Linked DNA regions of Homo sapiens: region 2 is linked to region 1. A link is a loop called in an ENCODE intact Hi-C map of the cell type or tissue named here. Cell type or tissue: dorsolateral prefrontal cortex. All regions are shown on one strand. Each heading gives the region's core, and the rest is flanking DNA. Links, peaks and the distances in the headings are about the cores only. Region 1 overlaps LINC01331 (long intergenic non-protein coding RNA 1331). Region 2 holds the start of LOC124901005 (a long non-coding RNA gene).

Region 1 (13,208 bases), core at 4,302-12,301:
AAAGCAGAGTAGAAAATAATCATGCTTCTCCATGAGCAAATGACAGTTACATAAGGATATTCTTCCACCTTTTTGCGTGTCACTCATAAAACTGCTTTCAAAATTACATCTGTGGAGAGGACGCTTGGAAAGCAGTGCCGTTTGCTACAAGCACTGTTCAAAACCACTCACAAATCCGTCACCTTTTTCCTTCTTTCAAGTACACTTTGCTTAATTTTAGTATGTGTTATCCTCTCAAAAAAAAAAAATCACATAAAAAACTTTCACCCTAGAAAGGTTTCTCGGAACATTTCCCCTCTGAGAGCTTTAAGCGAAGGTTGTACATTAAATGGTTTCATAAAAGATCCTGAATAAAGGCTATTATCTACATGTAACATTCACTCGCACTATATCTCATGATCTATTGACATAAAGCAGTTTATTGGTCAATATCACTGGCCAAAGGCAGAGACAGAGGTATGATTCCAGCCATCTGGAAATCTATTATCAAGGCTAATGCATATGCCTTTCATTTCTAAAGATCTGGTTTCAGCTTCATCAGTTAAAAGTGAATTGGGTGGTCTTGTCTTACCCACATTAAAGAACCATTATGCAGTTTAGCCTAACAAAACACCATCAGTCATGAACATCATTTAGCAGAAGTCAACCTAGGCAAAATGTCCAGTCTGTTGAGTATGCCTCCTTCTCTAACCTCTCGTTCCCTGATCAGGCTATTCATGGGCAAAATTATAAAGTAGGCAGAGTTAGTTTGAGGTTATTTTGAGTCTATTAGTCAAAAGCACAGAGTGGGAGAAATAGATATGGATATAAGAATGAAACAAGCGACAAAAATATGCGTTCTAGTCCTAGCTAGTCACTACCTCTCTGGGGCTCAGTATCTTCAGCTGTAAAATGGGGATAACAACCACCCTCACGCTTTGAGGGCTCTTGGAATTGAAAGAGTTCCCTTATCCCCCTCGCAGGACGTTAGGCGGAGGTGTGGCTCACTGCCCCACCACTCAAACCCCTAGGGGAAGTATGCAGACGGCAGGTGCAGAGACCGTGGGGAGCGTTTTTTGGGCTCTGGCCCCATGGCTGCATCTAGGGGTGGGTGTCTGCGACTCCCGAAGTCCAAGTGGGTGTGTGTTACAGTGTGCTCTTTCAGCTTTGCCGTCTGCAGACGGCTTGTGTTAATCAGCTCAACAGACCCTCTGCCTTATCGCTAGGGCAGGGGACCAGTGTGACAGCCTGAGTTCTTGCCCATTGTATCAGAAGAATCAGATCACACGTGGGCTGGAAGGATGAGTGCAAGGTCTTATTGAGTAATGGAGGTGGCGCTCAGCGAGATGGATGGGGAGCAGGAAGGAGGGGATAGAGTGGGAAGGTGATCTTCCCTTGGAGTCAAGCCCCCCAGCAGCCAAACTCTTCTCAGACGGCCCCAGCTGAACTCCTCTTGGTGTCCAGATGTCCTTCCTCTTCTCTCTCTGCTGTGCCGCCCCGCTGCTCTCTGCCACTCTCTGCCTCTCTGTTCCTCTTCTCCTCTCAATGTCCAGCTGCTTGTTTTTCTGCCCACTAAGGTCTCAGGTTTATATGGACACAGGATGCAGAGCATGGTGGGTCAGAGTGGTCTTGGAAAATGCAACATTTGGGCGCGAACACAGGAGTGCCTGTTCTTACTTAGGTCTGTGGGCACAGGCCCAAGGGTGGAGCCCTGGCCAAGGACACCGCCTTTCTCTACCCAGCACTTCCCTGCCCCCCTCCCATATCAGAATGATCAAAAGAACACATGGCTATGAAAAGCCATACATCATTTGCAAATAACAAGATTACTACTATCCTTTCTTGCCCTCATTTTTACTTTCCACATTTTCCATATGGCCCTCCCCATCTACAGAGACCTGGTGCTCTCCATCTTTCTCTTCCCCTACGTGGATTTAGCCGTCTCCTCCCCTACCTGGATTTAGCTGCCATCAGTCCTGCACCCTGGGTCTTGCCTGTCCCCTAAGTATCAGTAATATTTCCCTGCTAATTTCCCTTCTTACAATGTGTGATCTCTGCTATGTGTTAACTGGTCAGTCTGGGAAGCTGTTACTCCCTATGCTATCAGAAAAAGTGCTGCCTTGCCAAGCACTTATTAGAGACCCTGAATTTTCCAGAGCAATTTCAATTCTGGCACAGGATGGCTAGGAATGCACAGAAGTGAAGGCAGAACTTTTGTCAGTTTTCAAACCTGGGGTGGTGAGGGTGGTGACTTACTCGATATCACTCTAAGTACCAGGCCTGGGAATCCAGGGCCAGCCTAGTCCTAGAGAAAATAAAGATGACTACCATACATCCATATCACACACTCAGTGTGACTCTCTACATTCCCAGATCACAGGGAACTCTGTAACAATGTCTCACCTGTGATTCTCAGAGACAGGCCTCAGTTTGAAACTTCCTACCAGCGGCATATCCATTGTTTTCCCTTTTATTTATCTCATATTACCTCAGATATATTAGTTGGTTACATTGAAATCAGATCAGCTCAAAATTATCCACTTGTGGTGAATTTTTTTTTAACCCAAATAGGTTTCTCCATATATCCATCAATGCTTCTGGGTCACTTTTCCATAGCCACGACTTGGTTTATTCTCAGGAAATGCAAGCTACGGTTTTTATAGATCTGAACCAAACCACTAGAGAGATAGCCATACTGCCCCGAAATCATATCCATCTAAATGTCCATCTCACTTTTTTTCTGTTTTTTTTTAATAACCAGAAAAGCTCTTCATCAAGCGTGATTCTAGCTGCAAACTGTGCAAGATGAAAGCTATGAAATCAAGAATGGAAATGGAAATGTTTTCATATCAGCCCCTGCATGGAATATCCCTGGCTATTGCACTCCCACCTTCACCCCCATCATCCAGGAAGAATCAGCGTGATCAGGGTCATTCTATGAGGGCAGAGCCCTGAGACAAAAGCACAAAACTCTCCAACTCCCTCACATCAGCTTGTCCCCCAACACACACACCCATTCCTAAGTCAAAAAATGATTTAATTTATAATGCACAATTTAATTTGCTTCACACATTACATCATTTCTCAATACACTTTAAGGTAAAAACTTACAAGGAGAAACCAGAAGGGTTTGTTAAGACCTGGTGAGGAGGCAGATGATGGGTTCAAGTGCAGGGGCCGCAGAGGGGTTGGTGCAGTGACCAGGGAAGACAGAAGAGCAGGTGTTAATGGCTGCTTGTGTATATGGGGACCTGAAGGCTTTCTTAGCCCCAGACAGCCCCCACCCTCGACATTCCTTAGCTGAGAGCCAGTTCTCAAACTTTCTTCAGCATCAGGAATAACAATGATAATCAAGGAGCCTACTGAAAATTCAGATGATCGTGCTCATCCCCAGAGATGGGTCCATAGGTCTGGATTTGCAGCTCTGCATTTTTAAAAGGTACCAAGTACCACAGGTTATTCTGCTGCAGGTGGCCAGAGACCCACACTTTGAGTTCTTCTGGCCACTGGCCTCATTCAGTAGAGCAAAGCATGCAGTGAGTGACTTCGAGGGGAAGGCTCAGGGCCTTATGAGTGGAAATCCCGTATGCAAGCATGATTCCACGGGAAGCTGTGTGCAAAAACTCTCAAAGAGAAGGTGTTACTTGAGAGCATTCAGCTGGCGTGTGACAGCTACACGATATGCATGCATAAAAGGAGGTGTTACGGTGTCTAATTATTACCTTTAGAAGATTTTAAAGATGGATTCTATGATCCTTGATCACTTGAAATTTTGAACCTAGGGGAAAGATATCTAAGAACAATCCCTATAAATAATAGCAATGAATAGGTGTGAAGAGTGACTATATTTAGCCACAAAGTGAGCTGTTATAGGCATTTCCCCCAACTTTACAGGAGCACCATTTCTGTATTCTTTTTACTCCTACAAGATACACATCCTGTTTACCTTGTGCTTTGTGTTATACAAAGAATGGATACTTAAAACAGGCCTAGGATTTTTAAAATATAAAATAAACGCCTATGTTGTTCATTCTATTCAGTTGACTGTCTCAAGACAGAATATTCCAGCAGTGATATCCCTCTTGGGAAACTCAATTTTGAAAGTACTCAAAAATAGTAATGTGGAGCCGAAAAGATTCACATTATTTCTAATATCCTATAAAGGAAATCTTATTTCCCTAAGTTAAGGCCATATAGGCTAATAGTACATACTCTTAAGCATTTGAGTATATTAAAAATCTTTTAGCAAGATACAAGGAAAAATAATAGCAGAGGTCCTCAATAGAAAAAAAAAAAACTCGGGAAAATTTATTTCAGAGGAATATCTCACTATTCAGCTATATCCTAGTAACAACTTTACTTAATAAAGAGTCAAATTCATTGCACAATTAAAAGGCTTTGGAAATGTTCTGCTCAAGATCTATCTCTGGAAGCACAAATCACTACATCTGCCATGGAATCACATGCAATGTCAGGTTGAATTTTTGTTTTTTAATGATTTTATTTTGGTCTCAACAAAGTAAGGCCAGAAAGATAAAACAAGATAGAGAAGCTGTCAGAAAAATGAGCACATTCCAAAAACCAAATAAGCTGTCTCCCCAAAAAAGCATCACTTTCTTTGTTGTTTATCATATGCTAAAGTGATTTGCATATTGTCTTTCAAGGTGGAACTTTCCACTGCATTTGCATCATCTCAAGAGCCAGTGGCTGCCCCCTCTGCATGCTGTCTTGTTGCTATGGAAATGAGGGTGTACAGTAAGACAAGGAGCAAAGGTAATGGGCTTTAAACAGAAATGTTAACAAGAGAGTCATCTTGCTCTGTCATCCAGGCTGGAGTGCAGTGGTGAAATCTCAGCTTACTGCAACCTCTGCCTCCCTGGTTCAAGCGATCCTCTTGCCTCAGCCTCCCGAGTAGCTGGGATTACAGGCACATGCCACCATGCCTGGCTAATTTTTATATTTTTAGTAGAGATGGGGTTTCACCAATTTGGCCAGGCTGGTCTCGAACTCCTGACCTCAGGTGATCCACCCGCCTCAGCCTCCCAAACTGCTGGGACTACAAGCGGGAGCCACCACACCTGGCCAAAAAAAATTAACTACTTTTGTAATCCTCCCTGTAATAATAATATCTAGCAATAAAGACACTTAAGCAAACTGATTTTATTTTTAAAGACCTCACTAACAATCATAGAGTATCTGTTACACAGCTTGAATTTGATTTACTTGCTTAATGCCTTTAGCTTTTCATGTATAAAGAGACTGGTTTAAAATTGACCACACTAAATTGGTAAAAGTCTTGTCAGATTCCTCTCACTCATAGAGAAGTTTCTAAGACTCAAGTTATCAAAAGTGAGTGGTTAACCTAAAAGTTAACTCTGTTTTGAAATGTGTGTGTGACCTTAGGCAAGTATGTTGAACTCTCTAAATCCTTGTTTCCTTCTCTGGAAAATAAGATAATACCACTTATGTTACAAAATTGTATAGAGATCTGACCTAACGAAAAGTTTGGCACATGATAGGCATTTAATCAATGCAAGCATGGTGGCGTTAAAACCAATTTTCTCAGCACACATTAGCTGAGTGGAGGAGACAGTTTAGAGCCTCATAGTGGGTGGCAAGACAGTTGGGAGAAAAGGATCCGGGCTTGGCCTAAAATTTGCTGTGAATAATCCATAAAGTGAGCTATCCACAGAAGCAGATCATCAAGCATTGGCTATACATGGAAAAGGGCTTTCCTCACCCATCCAAGATAAAGGCCCACCTGGGCATGACAATTCCAGGTTGTGGTTTGACTCTGAGCACTGGGAATGTTGGCTTTCCCCGCAAGCTTGGCTATTCCGAGCACAGAAATATCACATTATAGTAACTACCCTGTGGCAAAGGCGATTTGAGAGCAGTGCAAACTCTTCCCTTTTTCTCTCCACTAGCATCCAGACTGCTAAATATTTGGTGCCAGTGGTTACGGTTGATTCCATTTCCAGAAATGCAATGCAGCTGGAAAATATTTTTTCTCATAGTGGAAAAAGGCTGGACCATTATGTATCTCTTCAGCAAACGGTTATGATACATAAAGAAATTAACTTTAATGCAATATAAAGCACACTGTTTACCAAACGCCAAAATGGGGAATAATGTCTATGTTGGTGCAGAAGTCCTTGTCACCACCCCCATCCATGGTTTTGCTTTTTGCAGTTTCAGTTACCCATGCCCAACCACAGTCCAAAAATATTAAATGGAAAATTTCAGAAATAATTAATTTATAAGTTTTAAATGGTGTGCTATTCTGAGTAGTGAGATAAAATCTCAGGGCTGTGCCTCTCCATCCTGACTGAGACAGGAATTGTCCCTTTGTCCGGCAGATCCATGCTGCCGACACTCCCTGCCTGTCAGTCACTTAGTAGCCAGCTGGTTGTCCAATTGACTGTTGTGGTATCCCAGTGCCTGCATTCAAAGAGCCCTTATTTTACTTAATAATGGCCCAAAGCCCAGGAGTAGTGATGCTGGCAATTCTGACATGCCAAAGAGAAACTGTAAAGCGCTTCCTTTAAATGAAAAGGTGAAAGCTGTTGACTTGAGGAAAGAAAAAAATCATATGCTGAGGTTGCTAAGGTTTACAGTACGATAAGATATTTTGAGAGGGCACATCCACATAATTTTTATTACAAAATATTGTTTTAATTGTTTTCTTTTATTGTTGTTAATCTCTTACTGTGCCTATTTTATAAATTAAACTTTATCATACATATACATGTATGGGAAAAAAATATATAGCCTATATAGCAGGGGTCCCCAACTCCCAGGCTGGGGACCCTTACTGGTCTGTGTCCTGTTAGGAATCGGGCTGCACAGCAGGAGGTAAACAGTGGGACAGTGAGCATTACCGCCTAAGCTCCACCTCCTGTCAGATCAGGCGGCACTGGATTCTCATAGGTGCATGAACCTCACTATGAACTGCACACGTGAGGAATCTAGGTTGCAGGCTTCTTATAAGAATGTAACTCCTGGCCGGGCATGGTGGCTCACGCCTGTAATCCCAGCACTTTGGGAAGCCAAGGCGGGCAGATCACGAGGTCAGGAGATCGAGATCATACTGGCTAACGCAGTGAAACCCAGTCTCTACTAAAAATACAAAAAAAAAAAAAAAATTAACCGGGCGTGGTGGTGGGCGCCTGTAGTCCCAGCTACTCGGGAGGCTGAGGCAGGAGAATGGTGTGAACCCGGGAGGCGGAGCTTGCAGTCAGCCGAGATTGCACCAGTGCACTCCAGCCTGGGCGATAGAGCGAGACTCTGTCTCAAATAAATAAATAAATAAATAAATAAATAAATAAATAAATAAATAAATAAATTAAATAAAAATAAAACAAAGAATGTAACTCCTGATGATATGTTTCATCCCGAAACCAACCCCTCCCCCGCAACCCCTCCACCGTCCATGGAAAAATTGTCTTCCACAAAGCCAGTCCCTGGTGCCAAAAAGGTCGGGGACCGCTGCTATAATGTTTGGTACTATGTGTGATTCCGGGCATTCTCTGGGGATCTTGGAATGTACCCTAGGGATAAGGGGGGCCTACCGTACTATCATATAAACTTTCCCACATTTCATATTAGCATTTGTGATCGCTGGCTGTCAGGAAAACCAGCCCTTTCTTCTATAAATGTGGCTGGGTGGATTTGGAAACATTTTGGATACGTAAACTTGTATTTCTTAGCATAGGTTCTTTCCACTCAATTCCTTTAAGTATTTTTTGGAAAAAAAATGAGAAACTAAGCTGACACTGGCCCTTATAGTTTTGTTCCTTCTATTTTTATCATGTAAATGAGCTGGGGACCTAAACACTAGAAATATATTCAAAAGGTTTAAATAAGCCACACTTAGCTCTATTATTTTTCTTCCAGGCTCAATAAATCTACTTTTAATTTAATTTATATTTGGAAGAAAACTTCTGCTTATAGGCACCAAAAATGTGTCATGGAATGTGGTAGGTATGTTATTACATTATCATGTTTATTTCTCACAACAACCTTGTGAAGTAGGTATGTGGCTATTAAACAAGGGAAGAAACAAGTCTGGAAGAGACAACATCTCTTGTCTAAGGTCATAAAACTAGAAATTGGTGGAGCCAGGATAGCTCTTTTGATTCCAAGCCAAATGCTTTTTCTTGTAGGACTAGGACACCTTATTGAGTTTCTCTAAATGTTGGAAGCCAAGTTGTCCCGTAACTTTATTAAGAGTCACCCTTAGTTGGTCTTTGATTGCTATAATTTTTCCTTCCACTAAAGGCTGTAAATAACAATGGTTTCAACTCTGGGGGGCTTTTTAAATACAGATGCATATTCTCCCATCTCAATCAATTTAATATAATCTCTGAGGTGAGGACCAGGCATCTGATTTTTTTTAATGCTCCAGAGGATTCTAACATTGAAAACATTAGCCAGGGTTGAAAACTACAGCTTTAAGATACCAGCTCAGCCAAGACCCTAGAAAGTCTTTGATTTTTATTGACCCTAGAAAGTCTTTGACTGTAAGTCACAACCCAGAGATGTTAACATTGGAAAATTGTTAAAGGGGATTATAAGATACCAGGGATTATATTTTTATATAAATAACATTTATATAAATAACTATATTATATAAATAACATATTTATGTAAGTTTAATAAAAATCTATTCTCCTTGTACAAGATACAGTTGGAAACACTGGTTATATTATGAAGGCATTGACTGGAATGTCATGTTTTCAGATGTGACCAGACAACTTAAGGAACTAAGGTTGACTTTATGGTGCCAATAAAGCCTCTTAGGGGTTAAAAAACTGACCTGATACCCTGCATACATGATTCTTATAAATGGGTCCCTTACATAGTTACAGGCGAGTAAGGGATGTCACTTCCTGGCAGGCCCAGGAACATCAGAAGATTTTGAGGACTTTGAGAAGAGAGGAATTCAACAAAACTATAGGTATTGCAAAAGTCTGATGGCCAAGTCCTTGGATGAGGTTCTTAACCTCAAAATACTTTTAAAAATCTAGTCTGAGATTCCTTATGAAAAGTTCCAGCAAAGCAAACTTTAACAGAGCCTACATGGTCAATCACTACTCTTGCTACACTTAGTAAATAAACTGGCCAAGTTTAATGAGACTAAACTTAATTTGGAAGTGAATTTGTCTACTTTGGTTATTTTTGGTAAAACTGGGGATGACTACAGAGAAATAAATTATGTTTCAGAAAAAATTTATAGTGTGCTTGTTATTAGATTCTAGCCTTGTTCATAATTTTTGAGGTTTTGTTATTTACCTGCAAACTGGATTGGATTCTAAATTCTTATAGTTTCCTCCAATATCTGGCTGCAACTCTCCAGACTAATATTTCCCAATCCTTCTGACGTGTAGTCACTGAAATTAAAATTGCCCCTTTCCTGAAGCCCTGTGAGCTGAAGCTAGATGACTTGATATAGACTTCAGAGAAGTCACCACAATAGCTTATGTATGGACAACCTTCATGACATTCAAACTGCAAACCAGAAAAATCTGTCAGTGTCCCTGCCTGTCTTCACTCCATCTGAAGATGCTTCAAGCTCAAATTTAGAAATCTTCTCGACTATCTGTCATCTGGATTCAAAAACTGAGTTTATAGTTTGCTCTAACCATTAGCTTTTGTTTTTCTTTGTTTTCATAGAAATGACTCATTTAAATACCTGATTGATCAGACCATATAGACGTCTAAGTCTAATGGAAGCCGACCTGCCACACTAACTCCTGACATGAAACACAACTATTAACTGTCTAGCTGAACTGGCCTATCCCCAGGAATAAAAGACAAGTTCAGTAACTTGTAGGACAATCCAATACCCAGTTTCTGGACTGTAAAACTTTTTGGGGAAGTTTCAGGGAATGGTGGGGTTTAAAACACACTAACCCCAAAATATGGCACCTTGGATTTGAGAAAACAGCAGAAGCATGTTCTCTCTGACTTTCTTCAGCCATTCTCCCTTGCAGCTGGCCATAAAAGAATTCTCTGACTTTCCCCTAAAGTAGATCATAAGACCCTCATTATAGACAAGTTCTCCCTATACCCAGAGGAAAGGAACAAAGACATAGGGATGCAGAGAAGAATCTGAAGAAACAGGCCTTGCTAAGTTCCTCTCCATTTACTGCCATTAGATCAAACCCATTTGTCCTTCATTCATACTTCTGTATGACTGTACATAAAAATACACAGATTTCTCAGTTTCTCTGGGTCTTCATTTCTGAAGGATTCCAGAAACTCTTTCTCTCCTATACCACCCAACAGTTATCACTTGTCTCCTTAATATGGAAGGTGAGAACCATACAGTATGTTGCCCCAAAAAGTTTACCCTGCAAGTCAGCAAGGAACATACCTAAGGCCAGAAGAAGGTAAGGGTGGAAGATAAGCATTCACCTTCAACTCACATAGAGCCCTTTTTAGGTGAGAATCAAGGGTAACACCCCTCCCACCCCTTCCCCAGAGCACAGGGGTCTTTCCTTCAATGTTCTCCAAGCCTGGCTGTTCCCTCTCTGGTCCCACAGATGTTGCCAATAGATTATTTGGTTTTCTCTCTCATGTTTACAGATGTGGACAGAGTGAACATGAAGAGTAACAGATGAAAATTCATTAAATGTGTGCATATCTTAATCCATATATAATAGAATTATATGGAGCCATTCCAAGTCATGTTTTAGGCTGGGTACGGTGGCTCACACCTGTAATCCTAGCACTTTGGGAGACCAAGGAGGGCAGATTGCCTGAGCTCAGGAGTTCAAGACCACCCTGAGCAACATGGTGAAACCCCGTCTCTACTAAAATACAAAAAATTAGCTGGGCATGGTGGTGGGCACCTGTAGTCTCAGCTACTTGGGAAGCTGAGGCCTCCTGAGAATTGCTTGAACCGGGGAGGCGGAGGTTGTAGTGGACCAAGATCACACTACTGCACTACAGACTGGGCGACAGAGCAAGAGACTCTGTCTCAAAAAAATAAATAAATAAATAAATTTTTAAAAAATAAAGTCAGGTTTTAGAACAATTATCATGGAGGAAATTTCATGATATATTAAATTAAAAAATTAAGGATACAAAACAACAATCAAGACCGGAGAAATATACATAAAACACTATCACATCAAAGTGCTGCAATGACAGATAATTTCACTTTTCTATGTACTTTATTCTCCAAATTTTTATGCAAGTGTGTATTTATGCTTAAATTCAGAAAAAAGTGCTATACAAATATGAAGTATATGTGGTTATTATAAAAATTAGAATAATTACATGGAAAATTCTTAAGAGCCAATATTAAATAAAAAGAAAAGATACAAAATTATAAATATATGATGAAAATTATTTTACTATGCATAGGTTAAAAAAAAGACTAGAAGGGAAAATACCAAAATATTATTAGTAATTACCTTCAGGTGGTAGGATTATTGATCACTTTTAATATTTAAGTATTTGATATTATTCTTTATATTCCTAATTTTTTCAATGAGAAGGTGTGGCTTAAATTTTTCTTATCTTTAATCATGAATTTTTCAAGCCTCTAACAAATTTCACACATATCCACTACTCATATTTAACAGATATTAATGTTTTGTCATATTTAATTTGAGTCCCTTTAAGGAATAAAACACAAATACAGCTAAAATCTAACCCCTCCTTCATTCTTCCCCCTCCCTCTGGTTTTAGAGGTAACCATTATTCTGTAATTAAGATGTATCATTCATGGGCAGGTTTTATAACTTTTGCTACTTATATATGTATCTTTGAACCACATGATTATTTTTAAAGTACAAAGTAGTATCACTATACATGTCCTTTTGCAATTTTTTTACTTCAAGATTTAGTCATGTTAATACATTTAGATCTAATACATTTAACTACTGCATACTATTCTTATGACTATACCACAGTCTATCCATTTCTCTATCCCATTGGTCCTCAAACTCTAGCATACATCAGAAGCACCTCAAGGCCCTCACAGTACAATACTTATATGAATGTGTGTGGTTGTGTTCCAATAAAACGTTACTGTGGATACTAAAATTTGTATTTTGTAAAATTTTTACATAATATAAAACAATATTTGTCTCTGATATTTTTAAGCATTAAAAATGTAAAAACTGGCCAGGTGCAGTTGCTCACACCTATAATCCCAGCACTTTGGGAGGCTGAGGTAGGCGGATCACCTGAGGTCAGGAGTTCGAGACCAGCCTGGCCAACATGGTGAATCCCCGTCTCTATTAAAAATACAAAAATTAGCTGGACGTGGTGGCACACACCTGTAATCCCAGCTACTCAGGAGGCTGAGGCAAGATAATCATTTGAACACAGGAGGTGGAGGTTGCAGTGAGCCAAGATCGTGCCACTGCACTCCAGCCTGGGTGACACAGCAAAGCTCTGTCTCAATCAATCAATCAATAAAAATATAAAAACTATTCACAAACTGTGCAAAGAGGGATTTGGCTGGATTTGAGCCCAGGAGGCTTAATTTGCCCAGCCCCTGCTCTAGTCACCAGAGTTGGGTCAGTTCCACTGTTTTGCTGGAACAAACAGTGCTCCTTTAGCTTTTGTCATAGACCCTCAGAGTAAATACAGTCATGCGCTACATAATGACATTTTGGTCAACAACAAACCACATATAGGATGTTAGGCCTATAAAATAATACTATATTTCTACTGTAACACTGTACCTTTTCTATGTTTAGATATGTCTAGGTAAACAAATACTTACCATTGTGTAACAATTGCCTACAGTATTCAGTACAGCAACATGCTATCCAGGTTTGTAGCCTAGGAGCAATAGGCTATACCATATAGCCTAGGTGTGCAGGAGGCTATACTGTCTAGGTTTGTGTGAATACACTCTATGATGTTCACACAACCTAACCACACATTTCTCAGAATGTATCCCCATCATTAAGCAATGCATAACCATACTTAGAAGTGAAATAACTAAGTCATAGAGGATTTACTGGGTATCGCCAATTTGCTCTACAAAGGAATAGTGCAAAATCTGCCTTCTACCAACAATGAATATGAGTTTCTATTTACCTAGATCCTTGACAAACACTTGGTGTTAGCAGGCCTTTTGAAGTTTGTCTGTCTGGTGGATACGAAATGGTGTCTTACTGGTGTGTTCATTTGCATTTCCTTGGTCGTTCATGAGGTTGAGCGTCTTTGCAGTTGTTGTTCACCATTTGCCCTTCCTCTCTATG
Region 2 (16,082 bases), core at 4,134-12,133, 140 kb after region 1:
TTCCCTCTGGCCACCAGCGCCAGCCATGTCGAGCTGTGCCATGCCCTGGCTCCCCTCTGTCCATCTGCAAGACAGACAGCTCTGGTTCTCTTTCTCTGGGCGCCAGTGCACCCCCAAGCCATGTCAAGCTGAGCCCAGGAGTGCCTGTACAGTGTCAGCAGGGCAGTTATACCTTTTACAGACCATAGTAAGTAAATTCCGAGCCAAGAATGAGCTTACGTAAACAGGTTATATAACAAGTGGAGGTGTGCACCTGCGCAACAATCCCACTGACTCAAGCAGGCCTGGATGTCAGCCTCAGCCTAATTCTTGACCAATGTACACCCATATACCTTACAATAGTGATGTCAACTTGTAGTCTTTTCCAAGGCATTTTTCTTTAGGCATCTTCCAAAACTATACAGAAGAAACAGAAAACTGACCTGAAGAAAGACACGTGCCGAAGAGGGGTCAGGATATATAATAAACTGAAGGTGACCAGTGTGGGCTTCTCCTGCTTCCAAAGCCAGAAGGTTCTTGCAGATGTATTTAATCAACCTATCTTTTTCCTGAATTACATTCTAGCAGTTTGAAAAAAAATAATGAGAGGAGAAATCGCTGTGGAACTCAGTGTCTTTGTTATCTATTTCACAACAATGCTCAAAGGTCTCCACTGGAAAATCTTGAATAGATGTAATAGGCAGGCATGCTTTTAAAATGATTGGAAAGTGCGGGGGCCATAATGCTATTGTAGAACCACATTATTTTACAATGCACTTTAAATGGTTCCCAAATCCTTTTATTTAAAACCCCAAGATAGGAGGACTAGTTTTTCTCAAAGAAACCACGACTATTTCCTTCTCAGAGAATAAGCTGTTAGAGCTGGTAAGACATTAGCAAATAGCCCATCTGAGCTACAAAGAGCAAATAGCCCATCTGAGCTACAAAGAAAAATAATGGTTTTGTTTTGTTAACCTGGAGAAGCGACATACCTTTAAGGCTTTTTTAATGGATTGCCACAGGATAATTGCTACTGCTGTTAAGCAGAATGTTCTATTTGGATATTAGCTCATTTATGGGGCAGAGTTAGGAAGAGTTTTTGCCCAGGTGACTTGTAACAAAATGAAATAAGCAGATGTTACGTATCTTGAAATTACCACCAGGTTTTTATGCGTTGTTAGGTGCTGAGATGCTCTGAAAATTTTGTCTAAAATTGCAGCGTAGTTGTGAACAGAGCAGTCGTATCACTATGCTCGGGCAGATTGTGCCAAACACTGAGACGTTTTCAAAACCATTTAGTCATCTCCCCAAATATAAAAAAGAAAGGGAAGAAAGAATCCCTCTGGAAGTGAGCTGCTCAAAGATGGGTCACTGGGGCAATCTCGTCCCCTCTAAAGTCTTCCCCTCACCTGCCCCTATACCTGCCCTGCCCACACAGGAAACCACAGGGCCATAAGGATGAGTGATAGGTAGGAATGATTTCAATCCTTGTCTGCAGTTGTAACCCCCCTGATTTAGTTTGAGTCCTCCAAGAAGCAGATGTCAAGGCAGGATTCAGTGAGCAATAGATTTATAGGGAGAAACTCTAGTGAAGTAATGAAGCGGGGAGAGCCAGAGAAGGTAGGGAGCACTTCCAGATCACAACCCAGGCCAGACCCCAGTGAAGGAAAGCAAAGTAAACCAAAGCAAACATTTCTCTAAACTGGGTGTGGTGGTTCACGCCTGTAATCCCAGCACTTTGTGGGGCTGAGGCAGTGGATCGCTTGAGCCCAGGAGTTCGAGACGAGCCTGGGCAACATAGGGAAACCACCATCTCTACCAAAAAAAAAAAAAAAAAACCACACACACACACACACACACACACAAAAATTAGCTGGGTGTGGTGACTACCATAGCCCCAGCTAATAGGGAGGCTGAGGTGGGAGGATTGCTTGAGCTGGGGAGATTGAGGCTGCAGTGAACCACTATCGCACTGCTGCACTCCAGCCTGGGTAACAAAGTGAGACCCTGTCTCAAAAAAAAAAAAAAAAAAAAAAAAAACAAGAAAACATTTTCTCTAAACCCTGATGTTTCCCATTTGGTAGTGGGTAGTGGGGATCCTTTGCTGGGCACAAGCTCCTCCTCTCCTTTACCTGTCTTACTTTGCTTTTCTTGTAGGTTCTACCCAGTAACCATAGTTCACAGAGACTAATGCTATGCCCATTGTAGACTCTGATATCTTTCTAGGCCCCCCTGTGAGTTAGAGTTTGTGTATGTAGGCTAAGCCTGGAGAGAGGAAGATGGACAGGTGGTCTCCTCTCTCTGTCTCCCCTTCTTTCTGCTCCTCGTGGAGGGCTAATGCCTGGCCCCTGGTGTCCAGGTGCAATTCCAGCAGCCCCTTCCAAGACAGCTCCTCTCCCCTCTGGTTCTGAGACAGCATGTACCAGCATCCTTAGAGACAAAGGGAGGAGTCATGCCTATCCCTTGTTCTCAGAGGTAGGAAGACATCTGCTAATGACAGCTCACCACCCAGCCTTCTGTAACTCACTGAATGTTATATGACCAACCACAAGCAGTGCCCACCCAGGGACCTTGGGACTCCAGGGTTCTCTGCCTTTGGTCCTGGTTCTTGGAAAGCAGGAGAACCTGTGAGTGCCATTCCAGAGGTTATGCCAGCAGTCACTGCCCTAGACTCCTCCTCCTCACAGCCTTCTCTCCAGTTTGCTGGGTTCAAAGGGCACCCAGCAGCATCTACACAACCTCATCGTGCCTCTGTGCCCCACCCCATGCATTCTCTACCCCAGGGGTCCCAAGGCTGCCTCTTCACAGGAAGTTCCAGGAACCCTGCCCTAGCCCAGGCCAGCAAGGCCAACCTACTGCCATGCAAGAGGAAGGCTCTGTCTCCCTCCAGCTATCTCCAATCAGCTCTAGTGGAACTCTTTGAAAAGGCCATTGTTCTTCCCAAATGGTTTGGTTTATCTCTTTGAACATTTCCACATTTCTGTCAGTGATTATTACCCTTTTCATGGTTTTTTTTTCCCTGGAAATAAATGAATGAAGAAATAAATTTCTAGTCATATGGACATTTAACTTTCTGCCCCAAGGAAACACCTAAAAAGAAAAATAAAAATATACTGCAGTAATTAAATTTTGAACACTAAGTATTCTAAGAAGTAAAATATTACAGAAATAAAAATTTCTGATTCAGTATTTATACTGGGAGTGCAGATATCTATGGATAGGTATTTGCCAAAATACAGACTAGCATTAACTTATTAGTGAGTTTTGAGTTGGTTGCTGAGAATGTGGGACTCATATCCTCCTAGAAGTGATGTTATAATTGGTAGCTGGGTTCTGGGTCAGCCTTCAGGACTCCATTCTCTGAGTTTCCACTGGTGCTGGCCTGATTCTGGGTCCTGGAACAAGGAATGCAGGAATGAAAATGTTAGGGAACAAGGAATGCAGGAATGAAAATGTTAGAGACAGCAAAAAAAAACTGAATGGGCTTTTTCCCATGCTAACTCAGTCACTCAATACTTTCAACACGAGATGTGGAGTAGGGGTGGGGGTTCCCACACATCAATCAAGCAATTCTGCAGATTCTGCAGCAGACACCAGTGGGATGTCCATTAATACAATTCAATCTGACACAAGCTACATGGAGATAGTGAGACAGGTGAGTTGCCTGACCACTCCCCCTGCCCCCCAACTCCCCCCACCGCCCCCAGCAGGATGTGCGACAGGGGTATGGCTCATCTGTTCAGCAAGCCGCCAAGTGCTCAAATCCCTTAAAGGAGGGGTAGCATGCAGATGGGCAGGTGCAGCAGCTGGGGCAAGTGCTTTTGGGCTCCAGCCCCAAAGTAGCATCTGGAGGTGAGAGCCTGCAACTCCCAAAGCCCTAGTGGGCATGCTACAGTGCTCTTTTAGTTCTGCCATCCACAGACAGCTTAAGTGTTAACTAGCTCAGTGCCCTGTTGGTAGCTGGGATCTTGTCTGGTGTCCAGGAAGAATCCGGTCACACGGACAAATTGAAGGATGTTAAATGCGGGGGATTTTAGTGAGTGATGGAGTTGGCTCTCAGCGGGATGGATGGGGAGCTGGAAAGAGGATGGAGTAGGAAGATGATCTTCCCCTGGAATTTGGCCATCCTGTGGCTGATCTCCCCTCCAACTGTCCCCAGCCAATCTCCTGTCGACATTCAGGCGTTCCTTCTCTTCTCTCCTTCTCTGCCATGCCGCTCTTCTGCTCCTCTGCTCTTCTGTTCATCTGCTCATGTGTTTGTGGAGCCTGGAATTTGGAGTGTATATGGGTACAGGATAGAGGGGTGTGGCAGGCCAAAAGGCAACATTTCGGCGCAAAAAGAGGAATGCCTGCTTTCATTTAGGGCCACGGGTTTCCAGGCTTCAGGGTGGGGCCTTTGTCGGGGAACTGCCCTCTTCTACCCAGTATTTCTGTCTCCTGTCCATACCAATAGTGTCAGATCCCAAAGGCTGAGAGTGTGGTCCCACAAGACTGCCCTTGCTTCAGATGCCTGTCACCACTGTCCAACTGACTGGAAAACAGGGTTCCCACAGCTTCCTAATTGAGTTTGGTACTTTGTTACTTACAGCTGCCCACAGGACACAGAAACACTTTACTTATGTTTACTGGTTTATTATAAGTACAGTAGGAAGGATACAGATGAAGAGAAGCATAGGGTGAGATATATGGGAAGAGACAAGGAGCTTCCATCCCCTCCCTGGATGCATCACCCTCCAGAAACCTCCATGTGGTCAGCTATCCAGAAGCTCTCAAGCCCAGCCCTTTTTGGGTTTTTATGGAAGCTTCATTACATAAGCATGATTGATTACATCCTTAATCATTGGTGATCAACGTAACTTTCAGTCCTGGCATCCCACACAGTTGGAGGAGCTAAAAATCTCAGTCCTCTAATCATGCCTATGCAGCTCTCACCTTGAAGCTAACTAGGGCCCCCCCCCCGCCCCCCGCCCCCGGCCACCAGTCATCTTATTAGCATACAAAAGACACCCATCGCTCTGGCAATTCCAAGGATTTTAGGAGCTGTATGTAAGAAGGGGACCAAATGTATATTTGACAATATTGCAGAGAGAAAGACTTTTCTTTCTTTCCAGTACCTGATGTTCATTCAAGGTAACATTAAAAAAAATATACTCTATGCTTTATTAAACAATTTATCTGACAACCCTAAAAGACTCCTTTTGTTTCTAACGTTTTTGTAGGGTGTTTTGGGGAGAGGAGAGCATTATAGGCTTTAATTTTTAAGAGTAGCTTTAGGTTCACAGCAAAATTGAGCAAAAAGTGCAGAGTTCCCAAATACCTCGAAGCTCCAGACAGGCACAACCTCCCTCTCCTATCAACATCCCAGCCCAGAGTGGTACATTTGTTACAACCTGCATTTCTTAGGCTCCTACTGACACATCATTATCACCCAAAGTCTGCAATTTAATTAGGGTTCAGTCTTGGTGTTGCACATTCTATGGGTTTTGACAAATGTTTAATGGCAGGCATTACTCATTATAGTATCGTAAGAATAGTTTCACTGCCCTAAAAATCCTCTGTGCTCTGCCTATTCATTTCTTCCCCTCTCTAACCATAACACTTTGAAGTAAAAATTTGCCTTTCTCATTCTTCTCCCACACCTCCAAGCCTCCTAATTCCTGGGATTCCCCTAGGTCTGAGCCCCACTCCCAACCCCCCACCCACCCTTCAGATGGACCTGATTCATACGAATGTGTGAATGACTAACAGCCCTCAAAATGCAGTTTAGGTATTCCCGTTTTGAAAAAGGCTGCTGATTGGCCCCCCCCATCTCTTGAATAGGTGGACCCTCTGGAAGTACCAGAAAGGGCTGTGAAGAGGCCACCACTACCAGAAACATTCCGGCAAGGTTGTCTTCTGCTTTTCCTTTCTCCTTTCCTTCTCTGTAGGGGTGGGTTGCCCTTCCCCACACTTCTCCTCAGAGTATAGAAATTATTTCAAAATTACAAAATTTGTTCTCTGCAAATGGTTCTTCTGGCAGCAATGCCTTGGCCAGAATGTATGTGGGTGGGTGAGTGGGGCAGGTGTATTTGCAATTTAGAGTTTTCATATGTGTTCTTTAGAGCCTCAGAGAGACAGAGAGAGAGAGAGAGATTTTAGTTCCCACTTTGCAGGTGCCTAGTTTGTGTCTACCAAAGGGCTGATTTCATCTTCTTTGTGGATACAATATTAGCATATCTCATGGACAAAAAAATCCTCACAGCCTTTCTAGAATATCCAATAAACACTCTCCACGTTATCTAAAAAGCGGGTGTAAAATAACTTTTCATAACAAAACAAATCATCTGATAACACAAGAAAAAGGTTAGTGAGAGTCTTTGCTGAAATTCCAACTGCCTTTTCTTGCTGCAGTCCCCCATCTTTGCAGAGATAAAGATTATGGTTGCCAAGGAAACAGGACCAGAGAGAGAAAGACAGAAACTTTGTCTCATTTGGTTTCCCCAGGACTCACAAAGCGAGCTGGGCTGTAAGCAGAGCTGGACAAGATTATGGTAGATTTATAATTTACTTAGTCAAATTGCTTTTAATTCATCGTCATGCCTCAATATACATTTTTTTCCCTCTGAAAGTTAGGTCTTGCACCTAGTTGTCCAATGTCTGACATATAACAGAGCTTTAAAATTCATTGTCTACGATTAAATTCAAATGCAGGACAGATGGCTTAGTCTGAGTATGTGTCAGACAGGCAAAGCACTTAAGATTTGTGACAGGCAAGACCAGGAATTAACTGCTAAGTTTTTGCTTTTATTCATACATTCATGTGCACCATGAATATGGCTGTAAAACTTATTTAAGTGTTCTCACTTTATTCAAAATATTCCCAAACAAAGCAACTGTTCTCCTTTTGCAAACCAGACTCCCTAATCTCAACCCCATTAACTCAAAATCCATTTTTCTCGTGCTATATGCACTGTGTACATTTTATTTACTCAGACAGTCAGGAGGATAACAGCAACCTTCTGAAAACCCAGCTTGCCTAGAACCCACAATGTTGGTCCCCACTTCATTTTTGTGAACCTTTTTATTGAAACATTTAATTATTTTATCGAGCAAACATTTGTCTGTGGAAATAAACAATGACCAGCCAAATGTGAACAAGCAAAGGCTATTTATTCAGAGCTTGCTATATAGCAAGAGAGTCAGCCACCGTCACTTGCATTTTGGCAGAGACTCAAAGGAAGACAAAGAAAAGGGAAAGTTTCATTGTGGGGAAAAAAGGGATGTCTTCAGGTTTGATTGGAGGCCGTTGGCATGGGGAAGCTGCAAGTGGGCCAACCAGAAGTGGGCATCCTGTGGTGTCTGAGTAGGGGTGCATATTTGGCTTTCTCTGGCTGGTCCTTAGTTAGAAGCAAGGACAAAAATCAGGGAAGTAGTCAGTTATTGGTCAAGTCCTGGCCATTTGGGGCTGACTGTGAATAATATAGGCATTATGATCTGGCTTTCTAAACCAGTTGCCAGAGATAGTGGTCTAACTTCCTACAGGTCTGACTTACGGAGAGCAGGCTGGCTTCCTGGGCTGATCACCATAGACAATGTGTTGGTTTCCTGGGCTGGTTGCTGCAGATTGTGGGTCAGAGTTCCATTTTCATACACGGTCTGGCCATTATCCATGGGTATATTCAATCATTTAGTCAATAAACATTTTACAAACAGAATAGCACAAAAAGCATCCGTGTACAGCTCAATGAATGATCAAGTGTAACAACCACCCAGGAGCCCCCGTTCATTTTTAAATTCTCTACAACTTATCTTCTGAAACTGGCTGTCAAGGAACATTTTGAGTCTCAATCAACTCTTTCCACTGGCTTCTTCAGTCCTCATGTCCAGGGCAAGGCTCACCAGCGGCAGGTCTCCTCGGACCACCTTACAGAGTCATGTGTTCCAGGCACGATGGAATGCAGGGCAGCCCTGGGTTTCTCACAGTCAGGCTCAGCCCTGTGAATCACCTTCCTCTACATTCCTGGACCTGGAGGAGCAGGTCAGAGTGTGTCTTGAAATCCACCTCCACCACTCCCTTGGGCAAGTTACATAATCTCTCAAGACCTGTTTCTTCATCTCCAAAATGAGAGTAATAATAGCACCTGCTCTCACAGGGTTGCCGGGGGGATGAGCAAGGTGAGAGGCTTGCAAACCCTTAACTCAGTCCCTGGCATAGAATAAGCACTCAGATTTTTATGTATGTATCTCTCCCCATAATGTTTCAAAATGGCAACTAAAAATTACTGAGGACCTACTATGTGCCAGGCACTGAGCCTGGTATTTACTCTTAAATTTCTTATATTATTAAATTTTTCTATTAGAAAGAATGTTAGTCATGCTTATTTTACAGATCGAGTATCTATGGCTCAGAGACGTTTAGAAATCTCGCTATATTTACCTCAATTTGTCATGAGGATTAAATGAGATGACTGTAAAGCAGGTCCTTAGCACAATCTCAGCTCATCACTTAATGAATGGGGCTATAGTTTACAATGACTCTTTGATGATTCCCTGTAGTACAGGGGTCCTTAGCCCCTGGGCCATGGCCCAGTGCCCGTGGTCTGTTAGGAAGTGGGCGGCACAGCAGGAGGTGAGCCTTTGGCTAGTGAGCATTACTGCCTGAGCTCCGCCTCCTGTCAGATCAGCGGAGCCGGGGAAGAGGGGGCAGTAGATTCTCATAGGAGCTGGAACCCTATTGTGAACAGCAGATGTGAGGGATCTAGATTTTGTACTCCTTATGAAAATCTAGTGTAGGAATGTCCAATCTTTTGGTTTCCCTGGGCCACATTAGAAGAAGAATTGTCTTGGGCCACACATAAAAGACACTAATAATAGCTAATGAGCTAAAAAAAATCACAAATAATTTAAGGTTATGAATTTGTGTTGGGCTGCATTCAAAGTCATCCTGGGCCACAGGTTGGACAAGATTGATCTGATGCCTGATGATCTGAGGTGAAACAGTTTTATCCCAAAAACATCCCTGCCGCCTCCAGGCCCAGTCCCCATCCATGGAAAAGCTGTCTTCCACAACACCAGTTCCTGGTGCCAAAAAGGCTGGGAACCATTGCTGTAGTAGATAAGCCTACCAACTGCAGAGAATAATCTGTGTATTTCCCCCTCCAACGTCTGCTCTCCCTTTGTTCCTTACTAATTAAATCACATTGCTGTGGGGTGGCAGTGTGCCAGATAAAAGTTCTGCCCTCCCCAAGCTCTCTTATATCTTGGGAAGTTCACATGTCCCAGTTCTGGCTACTGAGAGGTAAGTGTAAGTCTCCCGGTGAGCCTTTTGGGTAAACTATTACTATTCAAAGTAAAAGGGAGAATGTCCTCTGGCCTGAGCCCTTTCCCCTTTGTCTGCCCCACTTTTGCTGCCTGGAAAGCAGATGAGATGCCATGAGATGCAGCTGCCATCCTGCAAGCATGAGGCCTGATGGCCTCATGGGGGTGCTGTCCCGGCCCTGGACTGCCGACCTCCAACCCGTTTGCCTACTGTGGCCAGATTTTTATTACCATAGCTACTGTTTGGTGTGATCTATCTAAATGAAATGAAATTTCCAAATGAATGAAAATTAAGAATTTGAAGTATCTTTTTAATCTGTCTACATGTTCCGACTGAGATGATAAAGAGAAACAACTCCAGAGAATGAAAGATCTGTTCACAATCATGTCTACAGGAACCATTCTCAACCCCTCTAGGGATTAACATCAAGACTTTTTCCTGAGTCTAAATCCCATCCGTCAACTCCTAACTAACCCGCCGTTCTTCCCTGTCATTTGGTGTCATCCATATGGTGTCATCAACAGGGTTTCCACGGGTCTTCAACATCATGCACTTGGAATCTGAAGGCTGACACTGGTCCCCAAAGGCTTGGCTCTAGACCAGCCTCACACAGCACAGAACCGAATGATCCTCCTGTCAAACCCAAGGCATCTGCTCTGGCATCTTGGTCAAAGTCCAAAGGCTGTAATTGCATTATGCCTACTTGTGAGCTCTCCTAGAGTTCCCAATTAGGTAATATTTATTTTCTACCCAGAAAAGGTTATGCCCAACCTTGCTCTGCACACTGAAACAATAAGGGTTCCAACCCAAGTGATAAAGGAGCATCTCAGTGTGACATGAAGCCATCATGAGGTAGGGGCAGGAGGCTTCAACTGGCCTTATGCAGAGCCAGCTAGGACAGCCATCAGCTTGGAACAAACTAAGTATCCCTGAGGGGTTAAACTTGTGCTTTTCTGTGGCAGTACAGAAATAATATGCATATATTTCCACTTTAAATGATTTCTAAAGCAGATGTCAGCAGATGAAAAGAGGATTGAACTCCAGCTCCTTCTCTAACAGCTTTCTGTCAAAATATAACCCACGTGAGGATTTCAAAAAACTAAATTCATTCCAATATAAAGTATGCTGTCTTAATATCGCATGGTGTGTGACTTGTTATATTCCCAGCTATGAATAACCCATAAATGAGGAATTTTGTCTTGCTTAAAGAGATACTCTAATGGTCAGGAAGTTTTATTTAATATGCAAAATTACCTTTGTAAATATCACTAAATGGTGAAATAAAACACGTTCGGAATATCTGAAATGATCCTTCTTTGGATAAACGAGAAAAGGCACACGTTTACAATGCCTCAAATTGTGTCTTATTCAAATGAAGACCCACACACATAATGAAGAGAAAATCTCTAATAATTTATTGACCTTCAGTTTCACATTGTGAAAAAAAAAAAAATAACAGTTTTACAAAACCTCAAAATGTAGTCATAGCAAACAAGTACATATGAACATGAACATTTTCCTTCAACTTATACAGAGTTTTGTACGTGAACCACATGGTCAATAGCCAAGAGAGGGACATTATGCAGCTCTAATCACTCTTATTCAAGACAGGTGTCAAGCCCAAAGAAAAGGGGCTACACAATTATACCAGAAGTGGAGGGCTGCCCTTTGTTATGTGTTTCTACAGCAACCAGCCCACAAAATAAGAAGAACCTTCTCTGTCTTATGCCAAGGTTTTTGTGTGTACTGTGCTGTGAATTGTATTTGCTTCAAAGTGTGGGACGTTTCACAGGGTGAGAATGGTCAAGTAGTGAGACCAAATGCCTATATCGATTCAAAGAGTGGGAGTCCAGAAAGTTCCCTACAGGCTGGGGGCCCAACCCTTACCACAGCTCCCTCTGGCTCACACACAGTAATTAATAGAGGATTCAAGAACAGACCCCAACTTTGAAACAGCTGCAGAAAATTCATCCTGCTTTCAGAAGCCATGCAGTGACACATACATCTCTCTTGGCAGATTTGCATCATAAACTACAGAGCTGTAACTGCTACAATATAAACGACACTGACTATGCCCACTGGGGGACAATTAGACATTTGCATTGCTTAGAACACATCTAGGAACCAGGGACTGACTGCTGGAAAGTACTGTGATTCTTTTCTTCCAACAGCTCATTTATTTAGGCCCAACTACAGCCCACTCATTCATGGCATGGACGGACAAACACAATTAGTCTAAAGTACTAAGGTGGAGAGAAATGTTAAGGATTTATCTGTCATTAGACAATGCAAACACAGTCACAATGTAAAAGGTTGTTATCAGTCTTAACCCCTATTTTCTAAAATACAGCAATGTGAGAAACATGGACGAAAGCAGTTCGAGTTGCAAACTTTGGTCTTCCCCTGCACCTCAGGGGAAGCACCTATCTGAGACTAGCACTAATACCTACGACGGCACATGCTTAGTAAACAAGCACTCCAACTAGCAAAGAATGTATTCACAACTGATTTCCAACTCTACCGGAAAACTTCTCAATAGGGGCCACTGCCTACAATTCTTTGGTGTTTTGTGGCCAAATGTGTTACTTGTGCACCAAAGAGTTTTTTAAAAAGAGATTTGCCTACGGGTGAGCACTGAAGTATACATTGTGCCAATGTAATTATTGTCTTGGAGACCTTCTAGAACTTGCTAAATCATATAGCAAGAAGAGAATGAGTTCAGGCCCAGTAAATCTGGTGAGTTAATTTACATCTGTGATACTGCCGTTTTTCCCATTAAATGTGGTTATGGCAAAGCATTCTTAGGGTAATAAATAAATAAATAAACTTTGGACAATGCCTTTACTTGTGCCCTATATACAGAACTATTCCATAGAATTTTCCAGGATTTCAAGATACTACACAAAGAAAAAAACTGTAAAGCAATTTGGTCCTTTCCAAATTTCAGCAGCTGAGACTGAATTAAGTAAATCAGATGGGAGTGGGGAGAAGGGCAGAAAGCAGCCTCCCCTTACCCTATCAGCACAACCAAACCCCATGAAATCCCATTAAAAGTTGGTGAGTCTGAGAAAAGCGATCTCCACGGTTTCTCTACCTCTAGGATGTCATTTAAATTTCCATTTTGTCATCCTTCCCTGTCTTGACATTTTAAAAATCCACCCCTCCCCAACCCACCCTCCAGTTATGCTCCAAATTGTAACTCAAAAATTTTCATGTTTGTGCAGCAAAGCACATCTCAACAGCCACAAAATGTGCAAAACGTACAACCATTCACACACGTCCATACATGTGAAGACAGCTGTAGGCATTGTTTCAGCATGCAGGCATCGAACAATAAATAGCTAAATCTATAACAAACTTCTTAACAGCCAAGGGAAAGTTTAAAGTCACTTATAAATAGAAAAGAACATCTACCAAATGGCTACCAACAAAGTCCCCATTGTTCAGAAACGTTCCTGGGGAGCAGACCCCTTAGAGATTAACGGAGAGTCCAGTGGTCTTCATTCTTCAGCCAGCCCAGCCAGCTTCCCTCTCGGACCCACAGTTGGGCTTTGAATCTCCAGCAGCAGCTGGTGTGGAGGCTTCAAGCTCTGTCCTCAGAGAGAGGTGACAACCATTTCAAATTCTACACATAAATGGTGGGGCCCATGGAAATCAAATGCTGAATATGGTACAGCAAGGGAAAAGGTCCAGCTTTTCTCTCCCTTTGAGGGGCTGATTAACATTGACATTAATCCACAATTACAAGACAAGGACTAGATCACAGGTTTGTTCATTCATATTTAAACCATGTGCTACTTGCACCAAAAATCCCACCCCCCTCCCTCGCCCCTTTCCTTCATGTCCAGTTAGAGCATTTACAAGGTGCAGCAGATTTTATTCGAGTCTTGCAACTTCTTTTCCTTTTTTTCTCTTCATTAGACTTGGCCTCTCCGAAGTAGAAATCTCATATTATCTCATCGAGTGATGGAGTGAGCTGAAATAGAAGGAAAAGGAAAAAAAACAAAACAAAAAAGCATGAAGGATTTGTGTGATGCCATAGTTTTTAAATTTTTCTTATTAGCCACAAAATTTTTTTTTAAATTAAACTTGGTATGGAGCTGGACAATATTGCTTCCAAAGGTCTTACATGTTCAGTAGGAACTGTGCAAAGATATTTAAAGTACTTGCCTTAAATGCACACACGTGTGCACGTACACATCCATGCAGATGGCTGGCCTGACAAAAACAGTGGTGTCTAAAGAAGGACCTTCACTTCTTTCCTAAGCATACACACTTTCAAATCCAAACCTATATGTCTAGATGCTATTAGGAGTTGCCATCTTCTGCTTCCAACATTCATAAAATTTCTTTCTGTGGTTAAACAGAGCGACTGTAAAGTGATCACTAAGGGGTGAAAAGAAGGGAGATTCCTGTGCAAACCCTCCTTGGCCCATGTACCATGAAAGATTCCAAATTAACTTTACCATCTAGGAGGCAGACATACTAATCCTCTTATTTAAATGCATCTCTGTTATCCATTATGGCAGAAATCAGTCTCGCTTCCTTTCACATGACAATGTATCAGGCCTCAACAGCCCAAGTTTGGAGTTTATTCTCAAAGTTCGTCAGTCCACACGTAGGTGCCAGCAGCTACGGCATGCCAGTGCTACAGAATCTACGTACATCAAGTGTGAATATCAATTCAAAGTGCCGTAACCACAAAGCCTGCACATTTCATAGAGCTTGCATTTCCTCACACTGCTTACTCTTCCCATTTATTTATTTCTCATTTCATCTGGGGAAATTGTGCAGAGGGCTTTTGTATCCCTATTGCTGTAAGTCTAAGTACAGACAAAGGGAATTCTGGAGGAGCCACTCATGACCTTGCACTGAATTCTTTGCTTTTGTGTGTTCAGAAGCCTGATTCATTTCATGAGTTGTTTCTTTTGGCTGTTTCCTAACAGTGATTCAAGCTTTCAAGGCATGCCTTAGACTACGGTGTCATTGCCCCACCTCCACCTCCTTGTAACCTATATGTCAACATTAGGCCAAAAGAATGTATCTTATAATAATATAAAATTTCAAGACAATGCATATTCAAACAGGAAAAAAGGAATACACACACCCTCCCCCCAAAAAATTGCATATTCAAACAGGAACGATAATAAAAAAAAAAAGGACACACAACAACAACAACAACAACAAAATCTAGAGAAGAAACAAAGCAAATCAAAGCCTAAGTTAGGTTGAGGCCACACGGCACCATGAAAACAGAGGATAATCAAAGTAATTTCCTTTCTGCCCTTCCCACCCACTGGCAGAGCAGCAGGAGGCAGATAAAACCTCCTAGGTGGATGAGCTTTAAGACCTAGGGAAACTTTCTGTTAAACACTCTATTAATTCCGTTAGCACCTACATTTGGAGGGCAGAGGAATTTGCAGTTTGGGACTGAGACCCACCTACCCAGCACTTTAAGGCACTCCAACCCCCTCTTAAATGTTTTAGCACTATCTTGTGTAGTAAACTTTAGAAATTTTAACCAACATTCTCCCTGTCGGAAATTCAAAGAGTGGCTTTGATCAGGCGCTTACGCTGCCCTTTAAAAGCAGCAAACTTGGCCCTGTCAAATTTAGTTTTCATGTGCTTGACTCTCTCACTGGTAGCGCCAAGGGTGAAGAGGATGTTATTTCACATATAACTTAACACTTTACTTGCTCTGTTTCCCAGCGACCGGAAGGGTATGATTCAGTTCAAACACCCAGGGTAGGGTGAAGTCAAGTGTTTGCCAACATGTTCACTCTGGGCTGAAAAAGGAGGAACCAAAAGTGAAGTCTAAAGATAACAAGCAGATAATAGTCAAAGAAACCTCATTTTCCTACCACACAGAAAGCTAATTCCACTGCCATTATCTCACAGTAAGTTACTACACGTCAAGCACTGGGCTAGGTATTTTCGCCTCTTTTAACTCCCCTATCAATTGACCCAAGTCTGAGTTGGGACAGATCACAGGAGATTAAAGATCAAACCACTCATTTGACAGAGAAGCAACCTAAAACTCAGGAAGGTCTAGAACTTAAAACTAGGGCCAGAATACACATGTGGCTTCTCTCCTCTTTCTGCCTCAATTTCCTTACCTTGTTCCAAGGATTCCAGCCAGCCTGCCCATTGTCATTTTTTATGTACCACCACCCTGGTAGCAATTTTTATGGCTCTTCTGTGCAAATATAGTCAGTTCTGGACTAACACCCAACTAAGTGTGCTGTTAATTGATGCTTTCGCCTAGGAGGTTCTTTAAACCTGCTTTAGAGGTGAGTCATGCATTCATATCTCAAATGAAATAACCACTTTCAGAGCATTTGTTTATTCAAGATTACTGAGATGCCAGCAAGGCTACAAAAAACCAGTTTGGTGTGAGACACTATTAGCCCAGTTGCTCCCCAGAGGAGGTGTCTGATTGTTCCTGCTGCTTTGAAGGAGTTTCATTCCAGGAAAGCATGACATAACTCAGAACTCTGATAACTGTACGAAGGCTGGAAGAGATAACTGAAGAAGTAAAAAAAATAGCAAGCTGGAGGCCAAGTGCGGTGGCTCACGCCTGTAATCCCAGCACTTTGGGAGGCTGAGATGGGTGGATCACTTGAGGTCAGGAGTTCAAGACCAGCTTTACCAACATGGTGAAACCCCATCTCTACTAAAAATACAAAAAAGCCCGACGTGGTGGCGGGCACTGTAATCCCAGCTACTTGGAAGGCTGAGGCAGGAGAATCCCTTGAACCCAGGAGGCGGAGGTTGCAGCGAGCTGAGATAGCACCATTGCACCCCA

The links. Hi-C counts contacts between places; a loop is a spot of excess contacts. Peaks named below come from ENCODE experiments on the same cell type or tissue, not always from the same donor. Only the 100,000 strongest peaks of a DNase experiment are listed, where the experiment ranks them.
Region 2: it touches region 1 in a loop (2.4-fold over the local background); 5 of 110 quality-filtered maps call a loop at or near these places.

Annotation. Positions count from the first base shown.
Region 1 is chr5:74,476,796-74,490,003 of GRCh38, forward strand. The region is part of intron 2 of LINC01331 (long intergenic non-protein coding RNA 1331); the gene reads right to left. Among named protein-coding and RNA genes, the nearest start is that of LINC01331, 53 kb to the right of the region's middle. RefSeq lists a silencer at 4,643-4,772. In dorsolateral prefrontal cortex, for the core only: no CTCF peak of the experiment used is centred there; no DNase peak of the experiment used is centred there; H3K4me3 peaks cover 746 bases; H3K27ac peaks cover 232 bases.
Region 2 is chr5:74,616,740-74,632,821 of GRCh38, forward strand. It overlaps ENC1 (ectodermal-neural cortex 1), which reads right to left. Exons shown (of 3, transcript NM_003633.4): 3 at 10,670-13,253. It overlaps LOC124901005 (a long non-coding RNA gene), which reads right to left and starts at 8,169. Exons shown (of 2, transcript XR_007058822.1): 1 at 7,512-8,169; 2 at 7,110-7,355. RefSeq lists enhancers at 8,143-8,644, 8,645-9,144, 14,170-14,983. In dorsolateral prefrontal cortex, for the core only: no CTCF peak of the experiment used is centred there; no DNase peak of the experiment used is centred there; H3K27ac peaks cover 475 bases.